Regions from separate parts of the Homo sapiens genome. Here region 1 is linked to region 2. A link is a loop called in an ENCODE intact Hi-C map of the cell type or tissue named here. Cell type or tissue: ascending aorta. All regions are shown on one strand. Each heading gives the region's core, and the rest is flanking DNA. Links, peaks and the distances in the headings are about the cores only. Region 1 overlaps SIK2 (salt inducible kinase 2). Region 2 holds the start of HSPB2 (heat shock protein family B (small) member 2).

Region 1 (4,375 bases), core at 93-4,092, 180 kb after region 2:
TTTTCCCCAAACTCAGAGAGTCCCTTGGGCCCTGAGGGTCTCTGACTTGTGCCTTTCGATGCGGGTCTCTTCTCTGGATTTAATCAGCACCTGCTGGTGAACCAGGCTGTTCTGGGCCTGAGGCTGGAGCCATTCTGCAGCTCAGGAACCTCACTTGTCCTAGAGCCAGCCTCTAGCATCTAGCTGCATGTCCTGTTCCTCCCACAGAGTTAGGCTGGCAGGGCCTTCGCGCTGCCCTGGGGGGTCTCAAGGGCAGCTCTGAGGAGCTCTGCTGGGAGTGTGTGAAGGGGAGGAGCTCCTTAAGGGCCAACCTCTTGGCCAGCGGATTTTGTTCTCTTGAACCCAGAAAGACTACAGGAGATGTGAGTCCAGTCAAACTGAGGACTGATGACAAAGACCAAAGCCCAGGGATGTTCAGTCCCATCCCCAGTGGCTTCCAGCTAAGGCAATTGGACCTTGAAGTCCATGGGGAAGTCAGACGTAGGCTGGTGACAGGGCACACGGGAGCAGGTCCTTAGGCTGACCTCCTGTCAGTGCCCTCTCCACTGTGGGGCCTAGGGGCCGAGCTGTCCGCACAAAAAGACTCCCCCAGGCCTTCCAAGTCTTTTCCACACTGGAGCTTGACCTAACAGTTGGAGATAAAAAAGTCCTCCTACCTGTGACATAGATTCTCAGGGATGTTCTTATGTTTGTGGTACCCATGTCTGATGCCTAGAACTCATTTCCGAAAATTCAGAAATCCTGGGGCAGAGTTCCCAGTTCTTAGCCTGAAGCAGATGCTCAGAACAGCACAACCACCCTTAAGTCAGTGAAGACAGAGCTCACAGGCAAGAAGCAGCCATTTTCTGTACCTAGTGTTGGGGCAGGCAAGAGTTAAAGTAAGATAGGCAGAGTGGGACTCTGTGACAGCCCTCCAGGGGAGTGGGGGTCTTCCAGGAGTGCCAGGCCAGGCTGCATTTGCCCCTCGCAGTAAACCCTGGGGTGAAACCAGCCAGCCTGTGCTCCAAGTTACCACTGGAGACACCAGCCTTTACAATGATTTGCCTGGGTTAGTGGCAGGGCTGAGAGGGCGCCAGGGGCCGAGGCCTCTGTCAGAGGTTCTTTGCTGCCTCCCAGAATGTCCCTGCCTGGAGGGTGGCCAGGTGGTGGCTCCCGGGCTGGGTGGGAGCCGGGCCTTGCTCTCCCAGGCTTGCTCTGTGCCTAGCCCTCCTTGCCTGGCCCTCTCATCCCTGGTTCCCTTCCACTGCCTGCCTGCCCTTCAGCCCTCACTTTGCTGGCACAGGGGCACTGCTAAGCATTTGGGCTCTGTAGCGACTGGAAGGCAGTTCTGGCGGATCCCAGACAGAAGAGACAGGCAAGGCTGTGCGCTCCGGGAGCTATGTGTGGCGTGCTTGGAGGAAAGGGCTTGGTGGGCTTTTCCTCCATTCCATTGTGTCCCACCCCCAACTATGTGGGTGGCCCTGGGGTGACAATGAACAGTCTCCTCAGGGTCTGATTTGTCAGTCAGCCCCACTCGGGGCATTTCACTTTTGGGGAGTGAGGAGCTGGAGCCAGAACTGTCCCAGCCGACCTGAGGAGAGAGTGACTCAGTTCTCCCTTTGAGAAGCTCAATCCCTAATGCCTCATTTTCCTCTGGGCCCACATTTTCTGAGCTTTTCTGCTTATCCAGCTTTTGGGGGCTCGGCTCCAGGGGAAGTCCGCTTCCCATGCTGTGGCTCCCTCCTGTCTCCACCCTCCCAGACACTGTGCTGGCTCGGGGGCTCAGCCCAGCTCATGCTTTCCCTGGGCTTGGAATCTCTCTTTGCCAATTTCAGAGCAGCTCTGAGTCAGTCTGCCCTAGGAAATCCCCCCAGAAACACGGACAAAGGGAGGCAGCAGCAGGAAGGCTTGCTGGAAAGAACAGTGGCCGAGGCGCCTGGCAAGCTCTCTGCCCTGCCTGACCTTGGGTTTGGCCTGAGTGATTTGTGGGCACAGCTTCATACCTGGGGGGAGGCAGGTGTGCCAGTGGCCCCTGTGTCTGAGGGAGGGCCCAGCCCCTTCGCCTCAGTCAGGACCCACATCTGCCTCCTAAGGGACGTTGTCCAGGATGATTCCTGTGCGATAATCCATCGCTCAAGGGCTGCTCAGCTTTTGAAGTCACTGGTGGGGCTGAAATGAGAAGGGCAGAGCAGCCATGTTCTGTGCAGGTGACATTTCCTTTGTAGCCACATAGCACCCAGGATTTAGTGCACAAAGCCCAGAACTTCCTCCCATGGTGCCCACGGGCTGCTGGCAAGCAGGAGGCTCCCTGTCACCTGGATCCACCCAGGGAGGGATGAGAACCCATCAGCAGGGAGGGTCCCTCTGAGCTTTGTTTGTTTGTTTATTTGTTTTTTGAGATGAAGTCTTGCTGTGTCGCTCAGGCTGGAGTGCAGTGGTGCGATCTCAGCTCACTGCAACCTCTGCCTACCAGGTTCAAGTGATTCTCCTGCCTCAGTCTCCAGAGTAGCTAGGATTACAGGCGCCCGCCACCACACCTGGCTAATTTTTGTATTTTTAGTGGAGATGGGGTTTCACCATGTTGGCCAGGCTGGTCTTGAACTCCTGACCTCAGATGATCCACCTGCCTCTGCCTCCCAAGGTGTTGGGATTACAGGTGTCAGCCACAGCACCTGGCCAAGAACTTTTGAGAGAGCAGAGGCTGAGTCAGGGGTTCCTAACTTTGGTCCCTGGTGGGGAGGGGGGCCTCGGGGGCCCAGGAACCAACTCCTGTCCTGAAATTCTGTGTCCGAAGTTCTGGGTCTGTGTACATGCTCTTTGGGAATAGTCCATAGCTTGCATGTCAAGGGGATCTCTGAGTCCTCGATTTAAGATCTAGTGGGGCAGAAAGCAGCTGCTCGCCAGGAACAGAACCTTGGGCCCTGTTCCCACCTGTCCTGCGTCTTGATGGAGAACTTGGGAAGTGCAGGCACTGCTGTCTGGTTCCATCCACTGGGCAGAGGCCCTGGGTTTGGGGTGCAGGCCTCCCTGCTGCTCTCCTTCCCCACCCTGCTGGAGCCTTCGACTCACAAAGGCTGCAGAACTGAAGAGTGTCCTGGGGAGTGCGGGGTTGGGGCCTAGCTGGCCACTGGTCTGTTATTTTGCCTGCGTCCTGGGGCATTGGAGTTGTTTTTGGCAACACAGAATAAGAATGATGGAGAAATCTGGTGGGAAAGGGAAAACATTGTTACTGAAATTTAGTGCTTTCCTTAAAAAAGAAATGAAACTCAGCAATACTGAAATTTTGGGTAGCCAAGGGGTAACCACCAGTTTAAGGCAGAACTGAGCTATTGTCAGCAGAGTCAGGCAGCAGTGGACGTTGGTGGAGAGGGCTCCGCTCCTTCCAGCCTCTGCCAGTGTGGGCCCTGCCGACTGCACCTTCCCACCGCTACCCAGAGACCAGCGGCTCACCCCGCAGGGAGGGAACTGTCAATGTTCTATAGCATGGGCTTAATTGGAATGGTTTGAGTGAAACCAAATTTCAGTCGAGATCCTGCTGCCAGCAAGCTGGATATAACAGTGGCCTTTCACTCAGGGCCTGGCACTGAAACAGGTCCAGGATGCAGGAGAGCAGCTTGGCACATGGTGCCTCCAGCACCCTGAGGGCGTGGAGCTGGGCCTCAAAAGGGTGCCCCGCCCATGTGAGGGAATGCACTGTGTGAGCGCACGTGCAGTGTCGAGGCCTTTGGCAGACCCCAGAGAAGATGTGACATCGTGACTAAGTAGCAGTGTCTTTTGCCTGGCAGCTCGCAGCACCTCCCCTCCCATTTCCAGCCCCTGCCCTGTAGCTGCCTGTCCTCGGGGACCCCTGCATCTGCCTCCCCTCCTCCTACCGCGGCATGAGGCCCTTGCCCAGGCTACCTGGGCTGATGCGCTTTGCCCTGGGACTCTGAGAATCAAGGAGCAGTAATTAAGCAGTGCCCAGCAGGGCCCTGTCCTTGTGCAGGCTGCGGTTAGCAGTGCTTCCGTCAGCGATCTGCAGCGGCTAACGTGTACTCGGGCGATTCAGAGCAAGGTATTATTTACCCTGCTGACGTCAATGAGAACATATTATCCACTGTCCTTTTCTGCAGCCTGAAATGAGCACCAGAACTCAGAGAACACAGCCACCTTCCATACTCTAAAAATTCCACCCAAGGCCCGATGAGGCAAAAACCCTATCGCATTAACCTGACATTCACATCACCCGGGCTCTTAGAAAAGAAGTTGTTTTTATTTTAATTCAAGAGGGTTGGAAACATAAAAACAGTACATTTTCCTTGCAGAAAATTACCCCATTTAAATTACTATTTGGTACAGAGATTATTTATTACACTGCATTTTAGGCAATTTTCTAACATTAAGTGACAAGTTATAC
Region 2 (4,375 bases), core at 61-4,060:
TGGGCAGATTGCTTGAGGCCAGAAGTTCAAGACTAGCCTGGACAACATGGCGAAACCCAGTCTCTACAAAAAATTAGCCAGGTGTTGTGGCGCATGCCTGTAGCCTCAGTTACTCAGGAGGTTGAGGTGGGAGGATTGCTTGAGCCCAGGAGGAGGAGGTTGCAGTGAGGGGAGATGACACCACTGTACACCCAGCCTCGGTGACAGAGAGAGACTTTGTCTTAAAAAAAAAAAAAAGAACTAGGCATGTTTAGCTGGGAAAGGGAAGCCTCAGGAAGACAGGATGGTTATCTTTAAATATCAGAAGGATTTTCAGTGAAAAAACCATTGTGTTTGTTTTCCAGAGAAGTTACTGAAATGCAGATTTTGATTCAACAAAAGGAGGAATTTATAACGGTTAAGTCAGTTAAGACCAAAAAGAAAATGGAAGGCCAGGTACAGAGGCTCACACCTGTAATCCCAGTACTGTGGCAGACCAAGGATAGAGGATTGCTTGAGTCCAGGAGTTCAAGACCAGCCTGGACAACAAGGCGAGACCTCATCTCCAGAAAAAGTAAAAAATTAGCCAGGCGTGGTGGCACACACCTGTAGTCCCAGCTACTCAGGAGGCTGAGGCAGGAGGATTGCTTGAGCAAGGGAGGTTGAGGCTGCAGTGAGCCATGATCATGCCACTGCACTCCATCCTGAGCAACAGAACAAGACCCTGTCTAAAAAAGAAAAGAAAGAACATGGAAACGACTACCGTGAGAAGTTCTAAGTTGTCTGTTATTCAGAATGTCCCCGAATAAGTTGATTAATAACTTTAAAAGCATTTGAATGGAGAGGGGATTTGGACTAAATCAGAAGTTTTCAAATTTCTTATAGCTAGGAAACCCTTTCCTTTAAATAAAGCTCAGTTACAAAACATATCAATGTGAAGCTATTTTGGTTGAAGTCTAAGTAGAATCCTTTTCTTATTATTTTTCTTCTCAACTAGATTCTGGAAAGTTGACAATAAAAGCTAATAGTTTTTATAATTTATATTTACAATGTATATCCCCCAAGGTGTATTACATGAGGTTTGATAAATATTTACTGAATGAATGAATGAACAGTTAAATATGTCAAATGTTATTTCTCTGGGGCATGCTTTCATTTTTAATAGACAGCAATCTTTTAACCAAAAGTCGAATTCCTCAAGTGAGTTCTGTTATCCTGGAGGTCCACAGATCCCTAAGGGGGGTATGTGAATGGGTCTTAAGAGTTGTGGGAACCTATTCAAATTGTATTGCCAAATTTGGGAGCATATGTATTTTTCTGGTAAGAGCAGCTATAGCTTTTGTCAGATTTTCAGAAGGGTCTATAACTCCCAAAAGTTAAGAAACAACCACTTAATTTAATTCAATTCAATTTAATTTTTTTGAGGCAGGGTCTCACTCTGTCACCCAGGCTGGAGTGCAGTGGCGCAATCTCAGCTCACTGCAGCTTCAACCTCCCTAGCTCATCCTCCCACCTCAGCCTCCCAAGTAGCTGGGACTACAGGCATGCACCACCATGCCTGGCTAATTTTTATTTTTTTGTAGAGACAAGGTTGCACTCTATTGCCCAGGCTGGTCTCTTACTCTTGGGCTCAAGTGATCCTCCTGCCTCGGCCTCCCAAAGTACTGGGATTACAGGTGTGAGCTGCTGCACCCAGCCAAGAAACAACTGCTTTAATGGAAGAATTGTAGGTATCTACCACAGCCTAATGAAATATGTATTTGGAGGCAGGAAGGTCTTTTGGACACTTCCCCCAAATCATGTAGCTGGATGTTCTCTTGATTGCAGAGAATAACTGAGGGGACAGACCTCAGGCTTTCCTGAATACACCGTACCCCCAGAGGATGGGAAGGTAATGGGGTTCCGTGATAATTGGAGAGGCTTTGTGTCTGTGCCCTGTGTATGCATACTCAGGCTCTCAAAATCAGTGACCATTTAAGTGGACAGACCTTAGTACATGAAAACAAAGTATTCACTCCAGGACTTTAGGCAACTCTCACCAGCCAAAAACCATTTTCCCAGCCCCTACCCAAAAAGGGCCAGACAGTCTGGAGACCCTTGTTTTTGTGTCTCTAATCACCAGCTCAGACAGTGCCCTCTGGGCTGTTTGGATGGCATATCCCTTTTCCCTCCCAGGATCACTCTCTCTTTTGTTGCATTGTGAGAAAATTATGGCTAGGAATTTGATCTGGAGCCAGAGTCAGCTTCCGGGTGTGATCTCAGCATCCAAGTGCGAGCTCAGGGTCCTATGACGTTGGGCACATCAAACTGAGGAGCTTTTTGTCTAGCTGGCTGTGACCTCCTCCCTCCCTCCCCATCCCAGCTTCCCGGCCACAGAATAGGGAGCAGTACAAACAAGGCCCTGAGATTTGGGTTTATTCAGCTCCACCCAAAACTAAACCAAGGCTATGACATGTCCCATGGGACCAAACCATACATTGTGGACCATGCACCTTTCCCTTCCCCCAAGGATGCTGCTACCTCTGGAGTGGTGGGCAGCTGCCCATATCACCTTGGGAGGTAGAGAGGGATTTGCTGGGTGCTGGGTCTGTGGCAATCAGGGCTCAACTATGGCTGCCTCCTCCTCTTCCTCTGGATCAGGAGGCGCAGGGAGCAGGGAGATGTAGACCTCATTGACCTCTGTGTCCAAATGTCGGCCACCCCGAGGTGCTTCCAGGTTTAAGATGCCATCATGGGAGAGAGCAGCTCGGACTCGCCAGGGGTCGACATCAGCAGGCAGGACATAGGTGCGGCAGAACTCTCGGGACACGAAGCCGTGGCGGTCCAGGCGCTGGGGGTGCCGGGCAGACACCTCCAGCAGGTTATCCACAGTCCTCACAGTCACCTCGTCTGGGGTAAAGTGGCTCACATCCAGAAATGCCTGGAACTTGCCCTCACTGAGCCTAAGCTCGGAGGCCCCTGCCCTGCTGCCCTCCCCAGCTGGGGCGGCCCGAGGCCGGACATAGTAGCCATGGTAGAGTGTGGGGGTCAGGATCTCTTCTGGCAGGAGGCCTAAAGGGCAGAGAGAAGGCAAGAGGCAGGATGAGGGAGGATGAGGCTGGCACAGGGGCGAAATGGGAAATCTGGAGAGGAGGGATTGGGAAGAGCAAGAGGGGAGTCAGGAGGAGTAGGGAACGGGAGGGAGGCCACACTGTAGCTAGGAGGAGAAGGCAGCTCGGAAGAGGGGAAAGAGAACGGAAAGGAAAGGGAGGAGGAGGAGGAGAAGGAGGAGGAGGGGGAGGAGGAGGAGGCACCAAACGGCCTGGGTGGATAGAAGGGGGACAAGGAGGCACACCCAGGCCGGCAAAGAGCAGGTATCAGCACTGCAAGCACCAAGTGTGTCTTGAGGTCAGCAGGAATGGGAAAGATCTCTGCTTGGAGGGGATGAGGGGTAGTCTGGGGTGGGGGGTGGCTGGTCCCAGGAGATCAGTTAAGCCCAGAGTGGGGTGGAGGCCAGCAACGTTGGGAGGTCAGCCCAGAATTTCAGGGGGTGGGGGTGGGGGGCAAGGGGGTGGTGTCTGTGCCATACCTTCTCCGAAGCGCTGCTCACCCAGGCGGCTCGGGTTGGCAAATTCGTACTCGGCGGTGGCCGGGTGGGCATGTGGCACTGAGCGGCCCGACATGGCTGCAGATGCAGCAGAAGCCCTGGTCCGAGGTGCAGCCCCAACAGGCGCAGCGCGACCCCTCCAGCTGCCCGGAGAGCCAGGGCTCGATAGGAGGTGGGGGCGGGGTCGACACCACCCAAAATAGTGCCGAGCCTCTTGGGGGGGGAGGGGCTGGGAGTGGGGGCCCTGAGTGAGAGCAACGAGGGTGTGACCAGCGCCGCCCGGACCCCTAGTCCCCTCCCCCGCACACTCTTCAGCTGTCGCAGGGGGCCTGAGAGGACAGCTGAGGGTCCTGGCTGGGAACGAGCTGGGGAGGGGGAGCTGGTGGTGCCTGGGGCATGAAGAGGCCTCGCTGAGACCCTCACAAACGGTTTGCACGTTTCCACACCTCATTTTCTCCTCTTCGGTGGCAGGCACTGTGCACCCAATTCCTAAAGCACTCCTGGATTTAATGTTCTGAGAGCCACATAGAACGAAAGATGCAAGAAATCTGTTTGCTCTTTTTTCAGGGGGTGGGGTCTTTCTGCCCAGATGTGGGATCCTCTCCTAAACCCAGGTCAACCCAGGGCACGAGGCAGATGGCTGGTGCTGACATGTTGACCATCACTGCTCTCTTCCAAGGACTCACAAAGAGTTAATGTCCCTGGGGCTCAGCCTAGGAAGATTCCAGTCCCTGCCCAGGCCCAAGATAGTTGCTGGCCTGATTCCCCTGGCATTCAGGACTGGAAAGGAGGAGGAGGGGCACACTACGC

What was found. A loop is a pair of places that touch in the nucleus more often than their neighbours do. Peaks named below come from ENCODE experiments on the same cell type or tissue, not always from the same donor. Only the 100,000 strongest peaks of a DNase experiment are listed, where the experiment ranks them.
Region 1: a loop joins it to region 2, with 7 times the contacts of the local background. A loop is called at or near these places in 2 of 110 quality-filtered maps.

Annotation. Positions count from the first base shown.
Region 1 is chr11:111,730,691-111,735,065 of GRCh38, reverse strand. It overlaps SIK2 (salt inducible kinase 2), which reads right to left. Exons shown (of 15, transcript NM_015191.3): 15 at 4,211-4,375. It also overlaps a transcript of PPP2R1B not described here. Among named protein-coding and RNA genes, the nearest start is that of PPP2R1B, 34 kb to the left of the region's middle. RefSeq lists enhancers at 1-22, 1,603-2,419. In ascending aorta, for the core only: no CTCF peak of the experiment used is centred there; DNase peaks (open chromatin) are centred at 504, 1,245, 1,825 and 3,653; H3K4me3 peaks cover 83 bases; H3K27ac peaks cover 4,000 bases.
Region 2 is chr11:111,912,096-111,916,470 of GRCh38, reverse strand. HSPB2 (heat shock protein family B (small) member 2) reads right to left here and starts at 3,737. Exons shown (of 2, transcript NM_001541.4): 1 at 3,548-3,737; 2 at 2,378-3,030. The coding sequence starts at 3,641. The coding sequence ends at 2,576. It overlaps HSPB2-C11orf52 (HSPB2-C11orf52 readthrough (NMD candidate)), which reads right to left and starts at 3,735. Exons shown (of 5, transcript NR_037651.1): 1 at 3,548-3,735. It also overlaps a transcript of CRYAB not described here. RefSeq lists an enhancer at 2,333-2,986. In ascending aorta, for the core only: no CTCF peak of the experiment used is centred there; DNase peaks (open chromatin) are centred at 2,270, 2,718, 3,262, 3,767 and 1 weaker place; H3K4me3 peaks cover 3,062 bases; H3K27ac peaks cover 4,000 bases.